3 separate regions of the Homo sapiens genome follow, and regions 2 and 3 are each linked to region 1. A link is an interaction called in ENCODE POLR2A ChIA-PET data of the cell type or tissue named here. Cell type or tissue: K562. All regions are shown on one strand.

What was found. Peaks named below come from ENCODE experiments on the same cell type or tissue, not always from the same donor. Only the 100,000 strongest peaks of a DNase experiment are listed, where the experiment ranks them.
Region 2: POLR2A ChIA-PET joins it to region 1 with 5 read pairs; 3 of 35 experiments call an interaction of 5 or more read pairs at or near these places.
Region 3: POLR2A ChIA-PET joins it to region 1 with 5 read pairs; 4 of 35 experiments call an interaction of 5 or more read pairs at or near these places.

What each region holds. Positions count from the first base shown.
Region 1 is chr9:130,822,263-130,827,262 of GRCh38, forward strand. It overlaps a transcript of ABL1 not described here. Among named protein-coding and RNA genes, the nearest start is that of ABL1, 10 kb to the right of the region's middle. In K562, no CTCF peak of the experiment used is centred here; DNase peaks (open chromatin) are centred at 1,429, 2,469, 2,629, 3,009 and 4 weaker places.
Region 2 is chr9:130,738,646-130,743,645 of GRCh38, forward strand. It overlaps a transcript of ABL1 not described here. Among named protein-coding and RNA genes, the nearest start is that of EXOSC2, 47 kb to the left of the region's middle. In K562, no CTCF peak of the experiment used is centred here; DNase peaks (open chromatin) are centred at 1,926, 2,476, 3,586, 3,796 and 3 weaker places.
Region 3 is chr9:130,754,922-130,759,921 of GRCh38, forward strand. It overlaps a transcript of ABL1 not described here. Among named protein-coding and RNA genes, the nearest start is that of EXOSC2, 64 kb to the left of the region's middle. RefSeq lists a silencer at 4,920-5,000. In K562, no CTCF peak of the experiment used is centred here; no DNase peak of the experiment used is centred here.

The sequences.
Region 1 (5,000 bases):
CGACCGGTCAAATTGCTGTCTTATAGTAAGTTTATGTTTAACTTTTTAAGAAACTGCCAAACTATTTCCTAAAGTGACTGTACCATTTACATTCCCACCAGCAATGTGTGAGTGTTCCAGTTTTTCCATGTCCTTGCCAATAGTTGGTTTTGTCTGCCTACCTATCCCCGCCCCTGCTTTTTTTTTTTTTTTTTTTTTTTTAAGAGACAGGGTCTTGCTGTGTTGTTCAGGCTGGCCTCAAACTCCTGGGCTCAAGTGCTCCTCCCTAGTAGCTGGGACTATAGGCACACACCAGTGTACCAGGGGTTGTCTGTCTTTTGATTATAGCTATTGGAATGGGTGTGAAGCAGCATCTCGTGATTTTAGTTTCCATTTCTTGAATGACTAATGATACTGAACATCTTTTTATGTGCTTATTAGCCATTTGTATTTCATCTTTGGTGACCTGTCAATTCAAATCTTTTGCCTATTTTTTTTTATTAAGTTTGTGCACTGTCTTATTATCGAGTGGTAAGAGTTCTCTGTATTGTGGGTACAAGTTCTTTTTTTTTTCGAGATGGAGTCTCGCTCTGTCACCCAGGGTGGAGTACAGTGGCACGATCTCAGCTCACTACAACCTCTGCCTCCTGGGTTCAAGCGATTCTTCTGCCTCAGCATCCCAAGTAGCTGGGACTACAGGCTTGCACCACCACACCCAGCTAATTTTTGAATTTTTAGTAGAGACGGGATTTCACCATCTTGGCCAGACGGGTCTCAAACTACTGACCTCGTGATCCTCCCACCTCGGCCTCCCAAAGTGCTGGGATTACAGGTGTGAGCCACCGTGCCCGGCCTTCCAAGTTCTTTATCAGGTATATGATAGCACATGTAGCTTTTTATCTTCCTTACACCAGTGCAAGTTTATAGAAAGGAAAAGGGATAGTTAATAGTAATCATAATAATGTTTAATATTTGAATGTTTTTTAGGAGCTGGACACTGGGCTGCATGTTTCACGGGGATGATTTGGGTCACTCTTCAATTTTCTAAAGGTTACAGGACTGTTTCAAACACCTCTCCTTCTATTAACAGTTTTCAATGGAGAAAGAAAACAAAAGATTGATTTGGGGAATTCTTAGGTTAATGCGAGTTAGAACTGACCTTTTAACATTATTACCATAAGGACTAAATGGCTGTTACAGACCCAAAATAGGAGCAATTCAAACAAGCGAGATGCTTCTCTCTGTAACAGGCTGACAGTCGCGGTCCTGGAGGGGCACGATGGCTCCTCAGGGTCAGACACCTCCTGTCCCTTACTCTGTAAGGCACAGCTTCTACCTCAGGATCCAAAATGCCCACGCCAGCTGCCATGGCCCCTCACAGGCAGTGGACACCAGAAAGAGGAGAGGGAGTGCGTGCCTGTTGCTTTGAAGAACCTGACCCAGAAGTCTTACACAGCACTTTTGCCCACATACCATCACTTAGTCATGTGGTAGTGCCTGGCCACAAGAGAGACTGGGAAATGGAGTCTTTATTCTGGGGTGATGTGTCCCATCTGCAACTGAGGGGTTAAGGCCTAAAACTTAGGGATTGAAGGCAGGAGAAAAAACAGATGTCGAGAGCCAGTGTTGGGATTGCAGGGTCCTGTGTGGGATTCCTGTTCATTTTCATCAAAGAAAGTCTAGTTGATATGCAATTGTTGGCCTAAGTGTTATTGAGGAGTTAATTTTACTGTTGAATTACACCAGAACATTTGTCATGTGAAATAACTATAAATACGACTGATTATTGCCTAGTGTATTACAGTTCTCTCCAGAGACACAGGAAACAATAGGGTCTGTCTATCGGAATAGATATCCTAAAAGTGTATCTTTTGAAGAGATTGATTATAAGGTATTGGCTCATGAGATGATGGAGCTTAAGAAGTCCCACAGTCTGCTCTCTGCCAGATGGAGACCCAGGAAAGCTGCTGGTGTAGTTTGAAGGCCTGAGAGCTGAGGGCCAGTGATGTGGATTCCAGTCTGAAGGTCTGAGAACCCAGAGGGCTGAGGGCAGGAGAAGATCCATGTCCCAGCTCAAGCAGGCAGAGGGAGGGTAAATCCAACCTTCCTTTTTCTGTTTTTTTGTTCTAATCAGGCCCTCAACGGACTGGAGGATGCCCAGCCAAAGTGGGGAGGGCCATCTGCTTAGGCAGTTCACCAATTCAAATGCTAGTCTCTTCTAGAAACACCCTCACAGACACACCTGGAAATAATGTTTAAGATCTGGGCATCCTGGGGGTCTAGTCAAGCTGACACATACATTTAACCACCACACTTAGGGAATATGAAAATAACTTAGACATTAAATTTGATTTTGGTGTTGCTGTAAAGAATACAGATCTTAGGCACCAGCTCGTAGGAGGGGTGGTAAACAAGGAGGACAGCTTTTACCAGGTTGCCTTTGGAAGCAAAACTCTGCTTTGCTGTTTTGTTTTCAAGCGGCTGCATGGCCACTGAGCGAGCCCTTTCCTGCCATCACCACAGTGCCACTTAGTGAACAGTTTCTCCAAGGTTAACTGTAGCTGCTCTTGTTCAGTTAATATGTAGTTCTGGATTAATATGCCACATCTGTCACTTTAAGGAAGAAAAAGAGCAGTTCCGTTTAGAGATCCCATTGCTCCTCTAAGGACAGCAGTCATTTCTAACAAGCAGAGGGAAGAAATCTTCTGGTTCCATTTGTCCTTTGTGTGTGTTGAAAACCTTGACAACAAAACAAATTGGTACTGAATGGTTTGAAGAAATAAACATTAACTCCCCTTTAGTATTTCATTTCTAGGGTTTCCAGCCTTGGTAACAATTACCAAGAACTTTGCTGTCATGGGGTACAGCTCTAGGCTGCTGACAGGATCTTCATACTGGAGGAGACTATACTTTTATAGCCAATTCCAACTGCCCCAGAGATAACTTGGATAAACACTGGCTCCTCCACTACCTCCTAATCCCTGCTGGGTTTTACACTGTGGGGAGGTTTAGACAACTTGTTTTCTTTCCCTTTTAGCCCTTCTCTCTACACTCCCCTCCAGCTGCCTTCTTCCCCCACCCCCAAATGTAACGTGATCTCCTAGGCCTGCTCTGCTGCTTTTGCAGATTCTTTTAGTCTTAGAGAAAGAGAGGAAAATATTAACCATTGGTTTACCAATTCAAAGTTAACAACATTTTAAACAAAAGGAGCTTGTCAATAACCAGGGCTTGGGCTTTTCTTTTATCAGTTCCTCCTACTTGGCTGAGTTTACCTCATCATAAATCTTATCACACAGATAATAATTTGACAGCTTTAGGGTTTTTGCAGCATTGCTATTTTCTATTGCAACAAAGCTGTAACATTGCTATTTTTGATGTATTTGTTTTATAGATATCTTAATCTTCAATATTCAGATTAAAAACAAACAAGACTTAGTGATTTAAAATTATTTGGTAAAAAGGTAAAGGGACAGAGACATCTCATGAAAACATGGCAAAATCTCTTTAAGTTTAATTCAAGCACTTAGAGTTTAATAAGAATATCCCAAACCATTTTTGCTTAATAATATTTCTGTTTATAATTAAACCTTAAGGTACAGTGTTGTAACTGGATTTAAGAATTTAGAGTTTTGTTGTTTCTTCGCCATCAGCGAAATTAAGATTTAAAACCTATAGTTTGCAACAAATTTTAGTTTTTCAGCCTAGTGTCCTAAAACTTGTCTGTCATGGGTACCTAGTAGGTGTCATGTCACAGGAAAGGGATCTAACAAGGGAGTTTGAAGATAGGGGTTTTCCTTGCTCTGCCACTAACTTGCTATGTGACCTAGGGCAAGTTATATAACCTATCTGTGTCACAGTTGTCTGAAATGCAATATGGGGAAAATAAATTCTTAAAATGACAATAAAAAGATTTCTTTTTTTTTTTTGAGACAGAGTCGGCGCAATTTCGGCTCACTGCAACCTCCACCTCCTGGGTTCAGGCGATTCTCCTGTCTGAGCCTCCTGAGTAGCTGGGATTACAGGCACACACCACCACGCCCAGCAAATTTTTGTGTATTTTGTAGAGATGGGGTTTCGCCATGTTGGCCAGGCTGGTCTCAAACTCTTGAGCTCAAACGATCTACCTGCCTTGGCCTCCCAAAGTGCTGGGATTACAGGCATGAGCCACCACGCCTGGCCAAAATATATATATACATATTTTAAGTGAAGATGTGTAAGGACTAAAGGAGCCCAAAGGAGACAGTAGGGGATAAGAAAGGCAAAGAGAGTGGTAATAGATTTAGCAGAATCAAGGATGCCAAAACCTCTTCTGAGAGAGACCTTGATTAAGAGTGAGCTGGTTTGCCTGTAAGAATCTGCGGAAAGGTCAGAAATTAGAGACATTAGTACCACAGAAAGCAGGGGATGAGGCCTGAAGCTGAAATCAAGGGGATCAATTGAGAGCCTATAAAAGGAGGGTTTAGATTCTTCAAACCCCTCCCAACCCCACAGAGTCAGATGACCACCTCTCCTAACCACCTACAGGAGACCAGAGGCATTATATTGAGAAATGCCCGGCCGGGCGCGGTGGCTCACGCCTGTAATCCCAGCACTTTGGGAGGCCGAGGCGGGCGGATCACAAGGTCAGGAGATCGAGACCATCCTGGCTAATGTGGTGAAACACCATCTCTACTAAAAATACAAAAAATTAGCCGGGCGTGGTGGCGGGCGCCTGTAGTCCCAGCTACTCAGGAGGCTGAGGCAGGAGAATGGCGTGAACCCTGAAGGCGGAGCTTGCAGTGAGCCGAGATGGCGCCACTGCACTCCAGCCTGGGCAACAGAGCAAGACTCCGCCTCAGAAAAAAAAAAGAAAAGAAATGCCCCGTAGAGGCTCTGCACTCAGGAGCCTGACCCCCAGCATGGGTCCGGGTAGGCCATTGGCCGAAAATAGTGGAGTGGGCAAAGAGCAGATTTTTTAAAAGTCTGCATACTGAATAGTAAGATTCCCAGCCCTCTTCTAATACCTGCTAGCCAGGGGCCTA
Region 2 (5,000 bases), 84 kb before region 1:
GTGTCCTCGTGGAACTTAACTCTTGTTTATATCAATTACCTTGCTGATTGATGGACAAATCATGGAAAATTGGTTTTGTTATATGTCATTTTGCTCAAAGCCCCAGTTTCCAAGAACCTATCAATGACATTAAGTGAGAACTTACTGTAGTTATTCCCTCCCCATTCAAAACAAATTTATTGTTTAGAGGATATAAGGAGAAAACATTTTTTCCCTCAGATGTATCCTTCTGTGTGTTATGTGTCTTTTTCTTTTGAGACAGGGTCTTGCTCTGTCGCCCAGGCTGGAGTGCAGTGGTGCGATCTCGATTCACGGCAACCCCCACCTCCCTCGTTCAAACAATTCTCCTGTCTCAGCCTCCAGAGTAGCGGGGAGCCACCCGCTACAGGCGCGTGCCACCATGCCCGGCTAATTTTTGTATTTTTTTTAGTAGAGACGTGGTTTCACTATGTTGGCCAGGCTGGTCTTGCACTCCTGACCTCAAGTGATCCACCTGCCTCAGCTTCCCAAAGTGCTGGGATTACAGGCGTGAAACACTGTGCCTGGCCCGATATGTGTCTTTTTAGGCAAGCAGTGCTTATGTTGTTTGTTAGTGGTAAGCTGCCTTTGTAGCTCTGTGTTACCTTGAGTGAGACATGATGTGATGTTTAGTTCGTAGCATCCTCAGCACTGTCTTATTCACAATCATTGTCAATCTAAATGCATAGTCCTTCCTGATTTTTTTTTTTTGAAGGCTTTTTAAAAAAGTTTAATTGAGATATGGTTACAATGGAGAAAAACCTTCAGGAAATATAAATGTAAAAAAAATTTTTAAGCTTTATTATTTATTATAAAAACAACATACATTTTTGTAAATTATTCAATCAAGGAAAATTGATTCAGAAAGCTATTTGAAATTCAATCAGCATGATCAATGATACTTTAACCCCTATTCAAATGAAAGTTATCCTAATTAAAAGTAGGTGCCCTAAGACCATTTTTCAGGGTGCATTTGGGTTCTATTGCTTCCACATCAGGAACTCATAATTACTGTATGGATTTTATAAGTTGATCCAACCATGGTATGACTTCTGTGGGTACTGGTAAGTCCACATCATTGCTTTGTAATAATGTATAATCATGACTGGATGCAGTGGCTCACGCTGCAATTTCAGCACTTTGGGAGGCTGAGGTGAGAAGATTACTTGAGCTCAGGAGTTTGAGACCAGCCTCCAACATAGGGAGACCCCAACATAGGGAGACCGCATCTCTACAGAAAATAAAAAATAACAATAAAAAATGTGTAGTCACAATGTTAAAGTGAATCAGAAGAGTTGCTAAGTTATGATCCTTTAATTGAATCAAAGTTTTTTGTTTAAATTGGCTTGCTGAGGAGTTTCCAGTAAATTAATAATGAATTATGTAATTAATATTATGTTAATATTAAATGTTATTTTAATCAGGTCACTGCCCTGCATGCCAACTTCCACTGAAGTGGGAATGTTTCACAGTGATTCAGTGGCCAATTAGCAATGCTCAGATTCGCCATTTATTGAGAGATTCACACACACACAATCAATCAAACATTCACAATGTGGTTATTAAAGGCTGTAATTAGGGGGACAATGAACCACAGGGATGGCTCAGAAGGTCAGAGCACTGATGGACCCTCAAGTGGGTTGGAAGTCCCTTGGATGCTAGTAAGTGAGGAGTGGCTGTTCCTCTCCTGGAGAGCCGCTGGGCGGCAATTGTCATGCTAGGAGGAGGCCTCAGAGTTCTCATGGGCAAAGATTCCAAAGGCGCCCCAGACATCATCAGCTCCTTGCTGTGTGTATGATTCTCCAAAGGTCTGCCCAGTATCATGGTCTCAGCCAGCTCTTGGCTCCATTTTTCCATCGGTGGTGGTACTATGCCACAGCAGGTGTTATTATCTCACCACCTTATTCTATTAGACGTATGTTTATCACTTCGAAGAAAAACAATTTTACTATGATCTCAGTTGCCAGGCTAGTACACATGTGCTTATCATTCTTTGTTTGCTTTTCTTTTGAGTCAAGGTCTTGCTCTGTCACCCAGGTTGAATTGCAGTGGCACGATCATCGCTCACTTCAGCCTGTAATTCCTAGGCTGAAGGGATCCTCCCACCTCGGTCTCTTGAGTAGATAGGACTACAGGTGTGCACCACCACACCCAGATTTTTTTTTTTTTTTTTTTTTTTGTAGAGAAGGGTCTCACTCTGTTGAACTCCTGGTGGCCTCAAGGGATCCTCCTACCTCGGCCTCACAAAGTATTGGAATTACAGGTGTGAGTCACTGCAGCTGGCCTTCACTTATCACTGTGAGGAGTAAACAGCTGCATGGTGGGCTTAATGCCATCTAACACGAGTGACTCCATGTTCAGACAGTAGGATCACAAATGATTATTATATAGCAATGAATGGCCACAGGTACATAGACTAAGGAGCCACATCCCTGCTCCTGGGATATCCTTTAGTCAAAGGGCTAGAAGGGTCCTGGAGGTTTGCCACTTCTCCGTGTTGAGGTACAGAGTTCCTAGACTAAGGGACTGGCTGCATTGTTATGTGTGAGTGCTAGTCATGGTGCTGCCTGGCACCCACAAATGCCACAGCAGACCCATGGTCGAGGGAGAGGAGCAGGAATACCAGTTACCATGCCGGAGTAACAGTTACGGCACTGATGCACCAGTTACCATGCCAGAGTAACAGTTACAGCACTGGTATACCAGCTACCATGCCGGAGTAACAGTTACCACACTGATATACCAGTTACCATGCCGGAGTAACAGTTACCGCACTGATGCACCAGTTACCATGCCAGAGTAACAATTATAGCACTGGTATACCAGCTACCATGCCAGAGTAACAGTTACCACACTGATATACTAGTTACCATCCCAGAGTAACAGTTACCGCACTGATGCACCAGTTACCATGCCAGAGTAACAGTTACAGCACTGGTATACCAGTTACCATGCCGGAGTAACAGTTACTGCACTGATAATACCAGTTACCATGCTGGAGTAACAGTTACCACACTGGTATACCAGTTACCATGCCGGAGTAACAGTTACCGCACTGGTATACCAGTTACCATGCCAGAGTGACTGATTTTGACCAAGACCTTTGGGTTGTACAGAAGGGGTGAGACCATACCTGTCCTCAAGCATTTCCAACCTAGTGTAGAGAAAAACAGGAGCAAGATAAGAACAACGTACTGAAAAGGAAATTGGATGAGGGCCTGGAAAAAGGGGTAAAGTGAGCTGGTTGGGATTGGTGAGTGCCACAGCTTCCTGCCCCTTAACAGATCAGTGCCATGGTGGCTGTGGTGTCCCTGGCCCAGACCTTCTCAGACAGGGCCTGGGTGCCCTTTACAGAGCAGTTGGGAAGAGAAGGGAACCTAGCCTTGTGACCTTTTGCTCCACAGACCTAGTCCTTTGTTGTGGTGCGAGGCTCAGTCGTCAGCCCACCGAGTCATGTATGTTCTCTGGTTGCCCCTGGTTTTGGCTGAACTCAAAGGATGGCTGTCTGTGAGGAGTACTGGTACTTTTTGCCACTTGTGTGCCCTAACTGTGGTGGATGCCATTTTGGGGATTATGCTCAGCAGTGAGTCACGTGAGATGCACACGTAGCTTTTCGGTGATTAATCCAGGTCAATGCCCTTACCCACATACTTCTGAGATGTACTGATGATGACTACATTTAAAGCTTTTTCTCCATTGGCTAGAAGTTGAGACCCATTTCAACAAAAGCACTTCCACCTCTCCTGAAGTGCATTGGGAAAACTGGAGGCCATTACTAGATTTACAGATGATGGGCCGTGCTTAAATAACCCATCTTAGCTAGACTCCAGGTTTCGTCACATATTCCCTACCTGTTGCTGCCATTGAGGGCTTTCTCTGTGCTAGGCACTACCAAATAATGCTTTGGTAACTTTGGTAATTTGGTAAACTTGGTAATTTGGTAAATTTGGTAATAAAGAGCCTTTATTCTAAAGTGCAAATCTAAGTTTGGGGTTCAGTAGCTCAAAACTCTCTGGTGGTTCCCATTATATAGAGTAACAGTCTTCATTTTAAAAAAGGTCATGTACCCTTATTAGAATTTTGTGAGCAAACAAATATGTGTGTATCGTATGTATGTTTATATGTATATCAGATGTACGCACATTAGTATGTGCTATTAAGATACTTTATATTATATAATATATACTGTATAATACCGTATATTATAAAGCATTCATAAAATGAAAATGAAGATGAAATAAATTGCATTGTAAATATTTAAAACTTTAAAAAATGCGTTACTGGTACAAAATTTTTTTGTTTCTAAAAAATTATTATTAATGAGCAATGGGACTGAATTTGCTTCACCGTTTTTTTAAAATCTTGATTTAACATTTGTCATACAGCTATTTTAACATCTTACACTAAAGTTGATTCTTGTTTTTTGGAGACAGAGTTTCGCTCTTGTTGCCCAGGCTAGAGTGCAGTGGCGTGATATCGGCTCACTGCAACTTCCATCTCCTGGGTTCAAGTGATTCTCCTGCCTCAGCCTCCCAAGTAGCCAGGATTACAGGCTTGCGCCACCATGCCCGGCTAATTTTTGTATTGTTAGTAGAGATGGGGTTTTGCCGTGTTAGCCAGGCTGGACTTGAACTCGTGACCTCAGGTGATCCACCCGTCTTGGCCTCCCAAAGTGCTGGGATTACAGGTGTGAGCCACCACGCCCAGCCTAGTTTATTCTTTTAATAGTGCTTGGGGGAGGTAGCCTCTAAGATGACCCCCAGTGATTCCCCACCTCCTGGTATTCCTGGCTCTTTTGCAAATGTCAATTCTAATTTGGTCCTAAGGTCTCTCTCTTGAGAGTGGCTATAGATTCTAGCCCTGCCCAGGAAAATAGGTTTGAATGCATTGGTCAGGTGAGACACAGAGCAGCACAGCAAGACACATGAAATAGCAGAAGTATTTTTATTACTTACTGATCCCAGAGAGGAGAGAGAGAGAAT
Region 3 (5,000 bases), 67 kb before region 1:
GATAGTCAGAGGAGTACGTGGAGTAAGGCAGGAAAGCATGTTTGGGCTTCCTCAAAGATGACCTTGAGTACCAAGCCAAAGATTTTGGAGATATTTGGTGGACATTGGGCATTATACATACCCAGTAAGATATTAGCACCATGAAAGCTCCACAAAAGTGTCCTGAGCGCCTAGAACAGTACTTGGCACATGGTAGATCTTCAATAAATAGTTGTTGAAGGAATTTGTTAAAATATCAGAGCTATGATTTAAGAAAATTATTCTGTAATCTGAATTTAGGTTGGGAGTGGAAAGGAGTACCCTTAAGTAGGACATGAGAAGAGCCTGAAGAAAGGCAGAGGACACCAGTAGGCATCTTGGATGTGGGATTGGTCAGAGGGGAGAGAGGTAAAAATGATTCCATGACTGTGAGTCTGGCGACTAGAAATGGGGGTGACATTCACAGAGTAGGGTGGTTCCCTGTAGTTCCTCCTTGTGCAGAAGGTGAGGCTTTGCTTGTCGACCTGCTTCAGTAGTAGCATTGACAGAACAGTCTCTGTGTACTCTGTCCCCTCAGTGCTTTCTGCATATGTGTTGCTCACTCATCACTATCTGCATGTTCGTGGTCTCTGGAAAGAATCAACTATAATGATCAGAATAATTGCCTGGTAGGACGTATTTCCTTTGAGTTCAGCAAGACGTGCCCCCTCACATGGTGTTCCTGTTCATTCATAAGGCTGTAATAATGTATGAGTTAGGAGACCCTTTTGACCAATTCCCCTCTGTTTTCCATCTTGGAAAAACCAGAACTCTGTTTTCTTGAGCAAATGACGTTGCCACCAGCCCTGAAGCTCCTTTTCCTGGGTTTGTAGGGGTTGGTGGAATCCTGGCAGTCTGCCGCTCTTCCTGGCCTCCAGAGATCAGGGCTGTGACTTTCCATCTGCAGATGGCAGTTCTAGCTGCGAGGTTGGTGGCCGAGGAGGACGAGGACACAGCTCAGGGCCTGTCCTTCAAGGGCTTCCGTGTGCAGCAGCAGCACTCTGTAATATCATAGATGAATTTTTGTCAAAACACAGAGAAAAGTTGATTACACTTCTCATTTATTAAAAAAAAATGACTTGATAGCATAGTAGATGGCCCCTTATGTAAGCCACTTAGTATTATTTCAAAGGAAGCATGTCTGTGAGAAAAGGGGCAACCACTTTTCTCATAGAGAAGAACAGGTTTTTAAATGAAAAGATCAACAAATCCAAATGCTGTGGTATTTATACTGATTTAGAAAGGCAGTTGACTTTGGGAGGCTTTGTTTTCTCATTTCCCTTTTCTCCTTGACATTTGACAGACGTGGTTAGCAGAGAGCTTTCTCATTCGGTTTTCCTGGAGAGAGCTCTGCCTCTTGGGCTTCCTGCATTTGTATGGAAGTTTTAATTTTTTTTTTTTTTGTCAAATGAAAGGTTGCCATTTCATTTGTTCAGATTTCCCACACACTGTTGCAGCAATCTTTAGATTTCAAATTGGCTAATTCAGTGGGTCACTTAATTCTTAACTTTTACAACATTTTGAGTCTAAATACAGCAAAATTGGTGCCTTTTTCAGCTATTTTTCGGCGTTGCTATATTCCAAGCCACTGAGCTCTGTTTTACTCTGACATTTTCTCTTCACTTTTGGGATTCTGCTCACTGTGTTTAAGGCAGCTCGATAGCATTTTGCCAAAAAAGAGAAGTTAGGGCTAGTGTGAGTTGAGGGGAAGGGGATGTTTCTGTTGTTGCTCCTTGCTGAGTATCTTCAGATATCTAAAAGAAACTTGTAACACAGCGTCAGCCTGACACTGGCCTTTGCAGCATCAGCCTTGGTTGACTGTGTTCTAATAGGGATGCCTGATCTGTATCCTCTTTAACTTGGCTATAAGAAGGTTTTGGAGAATGTATGTCTGAGGGTGTTTTAAAAGAAAATGGAAACAAAGCTCCTTTTTGCCTTGAGCTCATGGTTTGGAATTTGGGCATTTGGAATCCTTCAAGCCCTCCTCCTGGGCAGAGCTGGAGTCCCCTTAGGGCACTGCCTGTCATCTTCACTACACAGCTGTGCTCCAGAGCAGGGAGCCGATGGAAAGGGGGACCCAGAACATTCCATTCTGCAGAATTCCCTTCCAGCCGTCTGTGAGAAGGCAGTTTGGGACCCTTTTAGAAGTTTGCTTTATAAGTGAAGAACCTGAGGCCGGCTGTGTTCATATTCTCAGAACTTGGTGAGAATGAGGTACTTTAAGATAGGCTCTAAGATCAGCAGCATCAGCCCACTCGGGAAGAGCTCCTCTGACTCCTGGAGGAGAAAGCCAGATGGGGGAAGCATTAAGTCCTGTTTTCCTATTGAAAACTGAAATTGGCCAGCCACAGTGGCTCATGTCTGTAATCCCAGCCCTTTGGGAGGCCAAGGTGGGAGGATTGTTTGAGCCTAGGAGTTCAAGACCAGCCTGAGCAACACGATGAAACCTGGTCCCTGTAAAAAATACAAAAATTAGCTGGGGCATGGTAGCGCATGCTTGTAGTCCCAGCTACTAGGGAGGCTGAGGTGGGAGGACCGCTTGGGCCTGGGAAGCAGAGGTTGCAGTGAACTAAGGTTGAACCACTGTACTCCAGGCCTTTTTTTTTTTTTTTTTTTTGAGACAGAGTCTTGCTCTGTCACCCAGGCTGGAGTGTAGTGGTGCGATCTCAGCTCACTGCAACCTCCGCCTCCTGGGTTCAAGTGATTCTTCTGCCTCAGCCTCCCGAGTAGCTGGGACTACAGGCACCCACCACCACGCCCGGCTAATTTTTTTTGTATTTTGTTATAGAGATGGGGTTTCACTGTGTTAGCCAGGCTAGTCTCGATCTCCTGACCTTGTGATTTACCCGCCTCGGCCTCCCAAAGTGCTGGGATTACAGGCATGAGCCACTGCGCCCGGCCAGGCATTTTTTTTATGTGTGTCTCAAATAAAAAGAAAGAAAACCAAAATTTTACCTGAAAGACGAGAAAGTTGATGAAGATTTTGAGAAAGTGAGGAAGCAATGGCCCCTCCAGGGCACACCCAGGTGCTGTCCCTTCTTTTCTCCTCAGTTCTCTTAGCTATAAAATGGGGCTTATAATAATCCCTTCCTTGAAGAGATGTTGTTAATAGTACTTAGATGATTTGCTAACTTATATCAAGCACTTACTCTGACCCAGGTATCGGACTGGGTGCTTGACATATATTATCTCTATTGTGTTTTGCAGAGTGGCTAAGATTTTTTTTTTTTTTCTTTTTTGAGACAGAGTCTCGCTCTGTCACCCAAGTTGGAGTGCAGTGGTGCGATCTTGGCTCACTGCAACCTCCACCTCCTGGGTTCAAGCCATTTTCCTGCCTCAGCCTCCCGAGTAGCTGGGATTACAGGCGTGTACTACCACGTCTGGCTAATTTTTGTATTTCAGTAGAGATGGGGTTTCACCGTGTTGGCCAGGCTGCTCTCGGAACTCCTGACTCCGGTGATCCACCCGCCTTGGCCTCCCAAAGTGCTGGGATTACAGGCATGAGCCACCAGAGACGGAGTCTCACTCTGTTGCTCAGGCTGGAATGCAGTGGCGCAGTCTCGACTCACTGTAACCTCCGCCTCCTGGGTTCAAGCAATTCTCCTGCCTCAGCCTCCCAAGTAGCTGAGATTACAGGCGTGCGCCACCAAGCCCAGATAATTTTCATATTTTTAGTAGAGACGGGGTTTTGCCATGTTGGCCAGGCTGGTCTTGAACTCATGACCTCAAGTGATCCATCCACCTCGGCCTCCCAAAGTGCTGGGATTACAGGTGTGAGCCACCGCATCCGGCCCCAATTTATTCAACTTTGGAAGCGTTGGTTGTGAGATGTGCAGTTGGGTGTTGTCATGGAGAAGAATTGGGCCCTTCCTGTTGACCAGTGCCGGCTGCAGGCATTGCAGTTTTCGGTGCATCTCATCGATTTGCTGAGCATACTTCTCAGATGTGATGGTTTCGCCGGGATTCAGAAGGCTGTAGTGGATCACACAGGCAGCAGACCACCAAGCTGTGACCATGACCTTTTTTTGGTGCTAGTTTGGCTTTGGGAAGTGCTTTGGAACCTCTTTCGGTCCGAACACTGAGCTGGTCATTGCTGTTTGTCGTATAAAATCCACTTTTTGTCGCACATCACAATCTGATCAAGAAATGGTTTGTTGTTGCGTAGAGGAAGAGAAGACGACACTTAAACATGATTTTTTAAAAATTTTTGCTGATGTGGGACCCGCTTAACTTCCCAATTTGCTTCAAATGCCAAATGATCATAGAATGGTCAACATTGAGTTTTTCAGCAACTTCTTTTATGGTTGTAAGAGGATCAGCTTCTGTGATTGATCTCCCAACTGGTCGTTGTCAACTTCTGATGGCCGGTCATTGCACTCCTCATCTTCAAGGCTCTCGTCTCCTTTGTAAAACTTCTTGAACCACCACTGCACTGTACGTTTCATTAGCAGCTCCTTGGCCAAATGCGTTGTTGATGTTGCGAGTTGTCTCCAGTGCTTTACAATCCATTTTGACCTTGAATAAGAAAATTGCTCGAATTTGCTTTTTGTCTAACATCATTTTCACAGTCTAAAGTAAACATAAACAGCAAGGAATAAGTCATTAGCAAAAAAATGTAAAGTGAGAAATGCCCATTAAAATAATGTATAACATAACCACATTTATTTAAGAATGTACTCGAATATCAAATGACAAATTCCAACAGTGTAAAAACTGTGATTCCTTTTGCACCAACCTCATACTAGCCAGGCATCTTTCTACTGAAACTGGCTGGAGACCATGTCTCAGTGGTGGAGCCGGTATAGGAGGCTTCACATTTCTTCCCCTAGGACACGCTGTCATTGTTTAGGTTTCTTGTTTTGTTTTTTCCTGAAACAGGGTCTCACTCTGTTGCTCAGGCTGGAGTGCAGTGGCACAGTTACAGCTCACTGCAGCTCTAACCTCTTAGGCTCAAGTGATTGTCCCATCTCAGCCTCTCAACT